Linked DNA regions of Homo sapiens: region 2 is linked to region 1. Evidence: chromatin loops called from intact Hi-C (ENCODE). Cell type or tissue: breast epithelium. All regions are shown on one strand. Links, peaks and the distances in the headings refer to the core of each region. The heading gives the core; the rest is flanking DNA.

Region 1 (4,270 bases), core at 1-4,000:
GCTCTGATATGCTTCGCACTGAGCACATCACATTTAGGACGTTGAAGATTTTTTTTTTTTTTTTTTTTTAATATGCAGTTTGTAAGAACAAAACTGGATGGCATCAGAATTGTCTGGAAGTTTTGTCTTGGGCAGTATGGGCTGGGCCAAATGAAATGATTTTTATAATTCTAAACAGGTTACCAAATGAAATGTCATGGCTTTACTTTGGTCAATTAAAGGGGGGAATTTTTTTAAAAAATGTGCCTTATTTGTTTTGACTTATAACTGATTTGAGGGAGGCAAAAGCTATGCTAGGCTGCCAGAAGGACATAAGCAGACCTTGTCCATTCTCTTAGCTCCCTAAATTAGCCAAATAGAGACTTCTTTCTCAAATCAGGAAAACTATCAAAGACCAATTCAGATCCTACATTTACAGACAGTTTTGTCATAACCCTTTGCATTGCAGCACCTAGTACAATTCCTTGGAAACAGCGTGGCTCAATAAATTTTTATTGAATGAATAAATGTGGGACCAGAAGAGTGCTAGAAGAGTGCCTTTCTGGGCTACTATGTCTCTGTTCTCAATGTCTTTTATCCTTAGACGCTCTTTGACTTTATAAATCAGCAGTTTTGAAGACTCAAGACAAACAGTGAAATTATTGGTTTATCAATGGAGAGGAAGAAACTCTTCCAGCATTACATATAGAGCTTGATGGTCAGTAGGTGTTTTTGAATCAGCTTAAATATAATCATACATATCAATTTGAAATGGAGCTTTTCAGTACTCTCACTTATTCATGACACAGGAATGACCCTTTACTCAAAACTCTTGTGGTTGTTCAAAGGTGAGCTTCTTTTTCCCTTAGTCTTAGCCTATGTGTTGCTGTTGTATATTGTTACCAAGTTCAACTACCTAATTTTGAAGCTCTTTCCAAATAAGATACAAATTAAAAGGGGAAGCATTGCCAGTAACAGGTCCCTAGAGAGCAGTGCCAGCCTGCCTGCAAGAAAAGAGGAGAAACTTCTTAAAAAGTTTTAAGCCTGGGCAACATAAGGAGATTGTTTCTATGAAAAATAAAAATTAGCCAGGTATGGTGGTGTACACCTGTAGTCCCAGCTACTCGGGAAGATGAGATTGGAGGATCACTTGGGCCTGGGAGGTTGAGGCTACAGTGAACTGTGATTGTGCCACTGTACTCCAGTCTGGGCGACAGTGAAATCTTGTCTAAACAAAAACAATTTAACTGGGAAGCACAGTGGTCCTTGAGGACATTTAATATCAGGACAAAGAGCCTATGAATATATCACTGATGTATATAAACCCTAAGGCGTTAATAAAAGCTAACTGTTTAGTGTTATCCATTTAAGGGAACAGGAGGAATTGCATAACTTTTAGATTAGTCATAGTGGTGCTCCTAAGGGATATGCTGTTGTATATTTGTATAGCCAGGGCACTTAGCCTTCCAAACCAATTTATATACCATGTTCTTCAACTGTGGGTGAGATTTAGCCTCAAGATTTGATTTACTATATGTAAGTACATTACTTGATTTCTATAAAGAATCTTTAGTGGAAGAGGTTATTCTGAATTATTTATCAATATGATTAATACCAGTTAGAAATTATTAATGATCTTCCTTTATACTATACATAGGATAACTTTTAACTTGTCGCTACAGTTGTTGCTCTGAGGATCTTAATTTTGTTACTTTCTAGGCTACATGAAGCTATCTTTTTAAAAAGTGTACTCTTCATTTTCACTGTTATTGTGTACTTAGCATAAAAAACTCAAATCTAGGCCAGGTGCAGTGGCTCATGCCTGTAATCCCAGCACTTTGGGAGGCTGAAGCATGCGGATCACTTGAGCCCAGGAGTTCAAGACCAGCCTGGGCAACATGGCTAATGAACACTAAGCATAGTTTTGATGTCTTTCATATTAAAGACTTTCTCAAATTCTTGCTAGTCTGCTCCTCTTTAAGAGTGGGACCCTAGGCAGGGCGCAGTGGATCATGCCTGTAATCCCAGCACTTTGGGAGGCCGAGGCAGGCAGATCACTTGAGGCCAGGAGTTTGAGACCGGCCTGGCAACGTGGGAAAACTCTGTCTCTACTAAAAATACAAAAATTAGCTGGGTGTGGGGTACACACCCTGTAATCTCAGCTACTGGGGAGGCTGAGGCATGAGAATTGCCCAGGAGGTGGAGGTTGCAGTGAGCAGACATCATGCCACTGCACTCCAACCTGGGAGACAGAGCAAGACTGTCTCAAAAAAAAAAAAAAAAAAAAAAAAGAGTGGGACCCAAAAAAGCTGATTGAAAGGTCTGTTTGTAGGGGGTGTAGATGGGGATTAATAATGTGGGTTTCAATCTACTGTGATCTGGCTGGGCTGTTACATTGGGAAATCCATGATACTGATTTTTAGATTTTTATCTTTTGCATAGGTAAGATTCCCTTGAGAAGGCTTGCATATTCTCTTACTCAAGGATGTAAGCCAGGCAGTCAGCTTTCTGGGAGTAGAGTAGGGAAAGAAGTTGTAACAGGCTCAACCTTCAGTGGATAAAACTTAAACTTAATCCCTCCGTTTTCAGTAAGGTGCCCAAGCTTTTAACTGTGCCTAATGGTCTCCAGTTCACATACTGTGCATTTACCCTCTTAAATCTCGTACCAGCTTTGGGGAGGGACAGTTCCTTGGTTACATAGAAAGGGAAGGGATACGGGGATCTATTTGTTTTTTATGTAGCCTTTAAACCTACCCCTTTTAGCCCCATTTTTACCTCCACCTTCAGTTACCTGGTGTCACCAGTTCAACTTGAGCTTTTTCAGAGTTCTGTGATGTTAATTCTGCTTTCCATTGCTAGCTTTGGGATTCATCTTCATTACCTTTCATCTAAAGGCTTTCTGCTTTCCAAAATGTGTCTCATACTCTGTTCTTATGGGTTCTTTTAAATATTGGTATCCTTTACTATTAAAATATTTTAGTGGGCTTTCAGAAGAGAATAGAGGCTATTTCTATGTATTCTGTCTTTAACTGGTATTCTGCTGGAGTCTGTATATCTTTTTTTTTTTTTTTTTCAGGCTAAAAAGACTCCATCAGACACACAGGAAATTTGCAGGTCTTCCTCTTCGTATTCTTTGTTTTCAGCACACAGTGAGGAAACAAGAGAAAATGGGATAAATGATATAAAAACTTGCTTTTATTTTTATACCAGGCCCTGTGGCTCGCTTCTGTAATCCCAGTGACTTGGGATGCTGAGGTAGGAGGATCACTTGAGCTCAGGAGTTCCAGGCTGCAGTGAGCTAAGACTGCCCAATTGCACTCCAGCCTGGGTGACAGAGCAACACACCCTGTCTCCAAAAACAACAAACTGTAAAAAGATTACATGAAGCCTAATCTGTGATGTCATGATTCAAAACTATACACATAAGCATTTTAAGAGTTTTTTCCTTGATTTTTGTTCCTGACTTTGCTTCTTTAAAAGAAATGTGTGTTTTTGTTGTTGGTTGTTTGTTTTTGAGACGGAGTCTTGCTCTGTTGCCCAGGCTGGAGTGCAGTGGCACAATCTCTGCTCACTGCAGCCTCTGCCTCCTGGGTAGCTGGGATTACAGGCACTCGCCATCGTGCCCGGCTAATTTTTGTATTTTTAGTAGAGACGGGGGTTTCACCATGTTGGCCAGGCTGGTCTTGAACTGCTGACCTCAGGTGATCCATACGCCTCAGCTTCCCAAAGTGTTGGGATTACACGTGTGAGCCACCAGGCCCCGGCCTTGAGTAACATTTTATACTTGTTTCACTTTACTATTATCATAATAGCCAGTTATGCTTAGTGTTTGTATGTGGCCCAGTCTTAAGGACTAAGAAAATATATATGTATATATATAAAATATATACATATAAAAAAATATGTTTTTTTCCTACGGAATCATGCTGTTGCCCAGGCTGGAGTGCAGTAGTGCTCACTAACCTCTAACTCCTGGACTCAAACGATTGTTCTGCTTAGGCCTCCCAAGTAGCTAGGGCTACAGGGACACACCACCAAGCCCGACTAATTCCTAAATTTTTTTATTTGTAGAGATGGGGTCTCCCTATGTTCCCCAGGCTGGTCCTGAACTCCTGGCCTCAAGCCATTCTCCTGCCTCGCCTTCCCAAAGTGCTGGAATTACAGGCAGGAGCCACTGCGCCCGGCCAGTGCTGGAGAATGTAATGGAGATGATCCTGCCTATCCCTGAGTTCCAGTCTAGTTTACTGTCAGAGAATACTTATTTCCATTTTTCCTATTTTGTTCTTGAGTC
Region 2 (6,788 bases), core at 1,100-5,099, 64 kb before region 1:
AGTTTGAGGAGGCAATTCTGATTTACCCAGGGCTCATAGATTGGTTTGATCAGGTATGACGTTTACACAGTGCATGGGGAAGGCTGTCGTCCCACCCTAATGTTTTTATGCAAATGGGCTTTCTAGTTGATTAGTGCCATCTTGTCTGCTCCTTTACAGTACATGTGGCTGGAAGAGAAGGGACGATGGAGCCTCCGCCTTGAACATGTCTAGTCCTCAGTTCCTGCCTGCATTCACCCATGCAAGCTTCCATCTTGCAGCCTGCTCTTTGTTAGAAAATGATTTGCGGCTGCTCTTCATCAAAAAGAAAAGCCTTACTGAGGACTCCCATACCCTTCCTATCTGCCTAAGTGATTTCTTCTTAACTGCTATATCACTGGCACACTTCTAGCCTTACACCACATTCCCTTCATTCTCTTTCCTTAGGGTGAGCTGCCCACATGCACAGTGCTCTCCTTAAACTTGGGAGGTAAGCTTGTGCGGTGTGTTTAAGAAGTTGTATACCTGGCTGGGCGCAGTGGCTCACACCTGTAATCTTAACACTTTGGGAGGCCGAGGCGGGTGGATCATGAGGTCAAGAGATTGAGACCATCCTGGCCAACATGGTGAAACCCTGTCTCTACTAAAAATAAAAAAATTAGCCGGGGGTGGTGGCATGTGCCTGTAGTCCCAGCTAAGGCAGAAGAATCGCTTGAATCCGGGAGGCGGAGGTTGCAGTGAGCCGAGATCCTGCCAATGCACTCCAGCCTGGGCCACAGAGCAAGGCTCCATCTTAAAACAAATAAAAATAAAAGAAGTTGTTGTACACCTGCCCACCTGAAGATTTCTTCCCTTTTCTGGTGAAATGCCCCTGGAAGGTCATACTTCACCATTTTATCTGATAATGCAGACGCCAAAGCTCACTCCCCCAATTCCTGGTATTTTATTGGAAGCTGCTGATTACCAATATCTAGCATTTTTATCCGTTGGGAAATTGTCTCTCCCTGGCCTCTATGACCAATTATAATTTTTAGAGAGGCAGTGTGGCAACTGCCAAACCATCACCTGATCATCGCCTGACATTCCTGGTTGGGTGGAGGTGAGCCCTTTCCTGCCCTGCTCATGCCTGGCTAGCTACCTAATGTAACAGTATGAAAATGGGACCCTGAATTTTTTGGGATCTGTTTTGCTTTCCAGATGCTGTTTATTAGGCCCAAGAAACTACATGTTTTCCTAGCCCTGTTCCTCAGAGAACTGCATCCTGAAGCCAGTAATCTAATTAAGAAACTTAAAAACTGGCAAATGAAAACCCTTACAACTACTGGATCTTCTTCTGTGTAGTTATATGTGTTATGTGTGTAACGTTTATGTTTGAAGGAGCTCTTGTTAATTAGCTTAGAAATAGCAAATGCTTAAATAATTTTTTTTTTTTGTCAGAGAATTAGAAAACTAATGCCTTTTAGTTCATGTGACTTTAGTAAGCTTTGGGAAATAAAAAATTTTAAAGATTATTGGTCAAATAAAGACATTTGGTCTAAATTAGGCAGGTTAGATATTAGATTTGCTAAATTCTTTAAGGTAATAAACTGCTTCTTTAACTTTTGAAAATTGTTCAACTTACCTGCTTTGGAGCCATTAGATTCTAGGTGAGGCCTGGGGACATATGGAGTTAGCCATTCCCCCTGATTATGCTGGAAAGAGTCAGATGTTATGTGGACTTCTGTCTGGTGTCCTGGGCTCCACACCTAGTACATAATTATAATCGCTTACTTACCAGGTTTTTCACCAAAAAAAAAAAAAAAAAAAAAAGAAAAATTGCTAAGAGTTAGCACTGTAACATGTAATTGAGACTTATGAAAAAAAGGCAGTTTTACTTGGAAGGTGTGTGAGGAAAACTGAAATGTGCTTTTAGTGAAAGATTACAAGAAGGCATGGGAATGTAAATTTTTGCCTAGTTTAGAGGGTTAAAGGATTGTTTTAAATTATGTAGGATAAAGCTAAAGGTTTGAGCAAGTTGTGGAAGGTTTGTGAAAAATTAATCTTGTAAAAGAAATTCTGTGTGTGAACATATTGGCTAAATTTAAATTGAACATTGGAATGAAAGCACAATAGGGTTTTCTGAGAGCATTGATCTGCTCTTTAACAATAATTCGTAAAAGGTTTATGAGAATCTTACCTTATGGTCAAATTGATTAAGACTGAATAGCTGTCCATTCTTTGCTAACGTTTGGCCGGGCGCGGTGGCTCATACCTGTAATCCCAGCACTTTGGGAGGCCGAGGCAGGCGGATCACAAGTTCAGGAGATCGAGACCATCCTGGCTAACATAGTGAAACCCCGTCTCTACTAAAAATACAAAAAGAAAAAATTAGCCAGGCGTGGTGGTGGGCGCCTGTAGTCCCAGCTACTCAGGAGGCTGAGGCAGGAGAATGGCGTGAACCTGGGAGGCGGAGGTTGCAGTGAGCCGACATCGTGCCACTGCACTCCAGCCTGGGCAACAGAGCGAGACTCTGTCTCAGAAAAAAAAAAAAGACTGAATAGATTTTTCTATAATGTTTTATTAAAAAATTGAGTTGACATTAATAGTACACTAACACAAGGATGAAATTTGGCTTTCTCTCTTGAACAAGATTTTCATGTAATATTAAAGGATAATGAAAGATTTTTGTTTGCCTTTTGAATAAACTACAGGAAAAACAAGGGAAAGACAAGAGACAGATTGTTTGGAAAGCTAAGTCTTCCCTCTATCAATTGGTAAAGGTTTTCGCTTTTTTTAAATTTTTGAGTCATCATTTTGACTAAATGAATGACTTACCGTGCCCTGGAATCCTACTTTATAATATCAAGTGTTTTAAACCTTTAACATATTTGGCAGGCCTCCTGAAATCAAAGTTCATCTTCAAAATTGTCTTTCCTGACCTCTAATTCTGGGATACTACAGAGGGCCCCTGAAGCATCCAAAAGAGAGGTAAACAGGATTTTTTGACATGCTAAGTTATATGGGAAGCATTTTTTTTTGTTTTGAGATGGAGTTTCGCTCTTGTTGCCCAGGCTGGAATGCAGTGGCATGATCTTGGCTCACCACAACCTCCAGCTCCCGGGTTCAAGCGATTCTCTTGCCTCAGTCTCCCAGGTAGCTGGGATTACAGGCATTCGCCACCACCCCCGGGCAATTTTGTATTTTTAGTACAGGCGGGGTTTCTCCACGTTGGTCAGGCTGGTCTCGAACTCCTGACCTCAGGTGATCCATCCATCTCGGCCTCCCAAAGTGCTGGGATTACAGGTGTGAGTCACCATGCCTGGCTGGGAAGCATCGTTAAAAAGAATAATAATGGGCTGGGCACAGTGGCTCATGCCTGTAGTCCCAGCACTTTGGAAGGCCGAGGCAGGTGGATCACGAGGTCAAGAGTTCAAGACCAGCCTGACCAACATGGTGAAAACCCGTCCCTACTAAAAATCCAAAAATTGGCTGGGCGTGATGGTGTGTGCCTGTAATGCCAGCTACTCAGGAGGCTGAGGCAGGTTAATCACATGAATCCAGGAGGTGGAGGTTGCAGTGAGCTGAGATCACGCCATTGCACTCCAGCCTGGGCAACAGAGCGAGACTCCATCTAAAAAAGCTTAGCCTCCTTCAGGTTATATTTTAGTGAATGTTATTAATATTTGTTCCAAAATTGTATGGGATTTCTAAAATTCTAATATGTCTGAGTATATGTTATCAATCATAATTATAGTTATTATGTTAAGCTATTCTAGACTACAGAAATAACCAAATTTCCTTGTTGATTTGTCTTTTACTATGACTATTTAAAGTAATTTCCAGTCCAGGCACAGAGGCTAATGCCTGTAATCCCAGCATTTTGAGAGACCGAGGCAGGCAGATCACCTGAGGCCAGGAGTTTGAGACCAGCCTGGCCAACATGGTGAAACCCTGTCTCTACCAAAATACAAAAGTTAGCTGGGTATGGTGGCAGGTGCCTGTAATCCCAGCTACTCAGGAGACTGAGGTAGGAGAATTGCTTGAACCCAGGAGGTGGAGGTTGCAGTGAGCCAAGATCATACCACTGCACTCCAGCCTGGAGAATACAGTAAGACTGTGTCTCAAAAATAAATATATAAAAGTAAAGTAATTTCCACAGTTAATTACTTAATTCAGATGCAGCTTCTGAAAACTTCACAAGTACACAAAAGCCTATAATATGATGTATTTTAGGAAGTTCAGGAAAGGATGGAAAAGACCCTGAAAAGCACTTTTGAATACAGGTTTCTGACAACTTCATAATCATATCATTTAGACTGGGTGAGAATTCCTGGAACTGTAATGAAAGGACTGACTGGTTTATAAAACTGCTAACCAAAGTAGAACAAAAATTAATTGAATACCAAGAAAATACTTTGCCAGATTTTCATGCTAAATCAGCCAATACTAAAATTGTGTAGATACACAATGAACTCCATGGTCTAAGTCAAATTACTTATGATAACCCATCAGTTATTAGTGCTATGCTCCTAAATTGGAGAAACAACTGGTATTCAAGAAGGCATATGTTCAATGTTAAGCATGGACTCATGGAAAACTGGGATGGCTGCCTTGTCTTTCCTGAGTCCTTAAAGCTCTTGTTATTAAAAGTTCTGCATTCCATGACTCATCACGGAAAAGATAAAATGATCCAAATTAAACATATATTGGTGTGGTGACTTCTAAATTGCTAAAATAGTTTATGACTAATGTTTCATTTGTCAAAGCCATATTCCTGGAAAGACGATCAAAGCTATAGGTAAATTTTGCTACCTGACGGGCCACTTAAACATTTATAGAGGGATTTCATCCAATTATCTTTTTTTTACCTTGAGACAGTCTTACTCTGTCATCCAGGCTGGATTGCAGTGGCATGATCTCAGCTCACTGCAACCTCTGCCTCCTGGATTCAAGCAATTCTCCTGCCCGAACCTCCTAAGTAGCTGGGATTACAGGTGCCTGCCATCACGCCCAGCTAATTTTTGTATTTTTGGTAGAGAGGGGTTTCACCATCTTCACCATCACCATGTTGGCCAGGCTGGCCTCGAACTCCTGACATCAAGTGATCCACCCACCTTGGCCTCCCAAATTGCTGGGATTACAGGTGTGAGCCATCACACCTGGCCAATTGTCATTTTCAATTCACGTTTTCTAGTTGTATAAAAGCTTTCCTATGCAAGAGAGCTAATGTTATGATAGTAGATTATTATGCCATAGTGTATTTTGACAAGGTAAAGAAAGCGTTTTATGGTTCACTGACTGAGTACAATCAACCCCTTCATAATCTAGAACCTGAAGACTGGATCTTCTGAGAACATCAGAAAAACACTGCCCTTGCCATCTACACTGTAGCAAAACTTTGGGACCTTGAACTTTGGGTTCACAATCTCACAACCAAGAAGGGTCCCTCTACACTCTTGGAACTGTACACCCATTGGAACCCTTAAGGAAAAGCTAACCTGGGAAGTTTCTCCTAAGAAAATGGCATCCTTGATGTGGACAGCTTTTCCCAAGATCATGAATCAAGACTTCTCTACTATCATGAGATAGTAGAATATTTATCTTTGAATATTTTTCCCTTTGCTTATGCCTCTATAGACAATAGAGGTGAAAAGGGGGTCTGTTCTGTGCACTTATGGGGTATACTTTTATTTGTCAGGGATTTTGTAGCCAGCTTTATACACAGATAACCTTACATTTTGATAGATGAAAGATGAAAGCCCAACGTAGGTTGAGAAACTTTAACGATACATACATTGCCTCACAGTCAGCCAGAAACAGAACATTGGTTCACTACTCTTAACCCACATCATGGGTTAAAGAGAATATTGCCAGGAGGCCTTCACTCTTCTAGAAGGACATCATTTGTTAGGTCCTTTTTTCGACGGTTTGGAGTAAAAGAGGCAATGATTAGAAATGTATCCCTCATGATAGGCTCTATAGCAGATTCTGCTGTAAAGGCCATGGTTATGCAACAGACTTTAAATTCTCTTGTGAAAGTTATGCTAAATAATAGTATTGCTCTAGATTACTTACTGGCTAAACAGAAGTATCTGTGCACCTGCTGGCACTTGTGGTCTATGGAGAAATACCTCAAATGTACATTATAGAGATTCAGTTGCAGGGGATTAATTAAGAGACTGCTTAGTTACGTGAGTAGACTCTTTATCTAACTCATTCTTTGATCTATTTAGTTTTACGTGGTTTGGTTTATGGAGACCATTGGTAAGGAGCATACTCCATACTCTTGGTGTTAGCCTCCTGATAGTCATAATAGTAGTCTCTCTGGTGTGCTGTATTCTCTCAAAGATTTTAAGTGTTTGCATGCAGCCATCTCTAGAATGTCAAATGGTCTCTCTTCAACTACAGTTTCAAGAGCTGAAAGAAATGTCTGACCATAAGGACACTGTAACCTATAAGTGATGTGCTGAGACCGGAAACCCAAAATGATGGTAACTGAGAGTGGTGCTGAGGCCCTAAGTTTTGGTCACACCCTCACCTAAGTAAGAACCTGACTGAAAGGGGGGAATTTTAAAACAACATTATGGGAGGCCATTGTTTTGGACTGAGCTCATGAACTAGGCCCCAGTGGACCAGACCAAACCAAAATGGAGTTACTCATGCTAAATGTGACATAATCAAACTAAGACTTTAAGAAAACACATAGGTTCTAGACCAGACCAGGTTTTATTTTTCTCCTATAAACAGGATGTTCAGGCATAAGGAGGTACCCTCTACTCAGTCTTTGTTAAGGAGGTACCCTCTACTCAGTCTTTGTTCCTACTTTACAA

Evidence for each region. Peaks named below come from ENCODE experiments on the same cell type or tissue, not always from the same donor. Only the 100,000 strongest peaks of a DNase experiment are listed, where the experiment ranks them.
Region 2: a loop joins it to region 1, with 28 times the contacts of the local background. A loop is called at or near these places in 22 of 110 quality-filtered maps.

The regions. Positions count from the first base shown.
Region 1 is chr11:125,620,823-125,625,092 of GRCh38, forward strand. It overlaps STT3A (STT3 oligosaccharyltransferase complex catalytic subunit A), which reads left to right. Exons shown (of 18, transcript NM_152713.5): 18 at 1-2,269. Among named protein-coding and RNA genes, the nearest start is that of CHEK1, 2.2 kb to the right of the region's middle. In breast epithelium, for the core only: no CTCF peak of the experiment used is centred there; no DNase peak of the experiment used is centred there; H3K27ac peaks cover 70 bases.
Region 2 is chr11:125,555,493-125,562,280 of GRCh38, forward strand. No RefSeq gene overlaps it. Among named protein-coding and RNA genes, the nearest start is that of EI24, 11 kb to the right of the region's middle. In breast epithelium, for the core only: no CTCF peak of the experiment used is centred there; no DNase peak of the experiment used is centred there.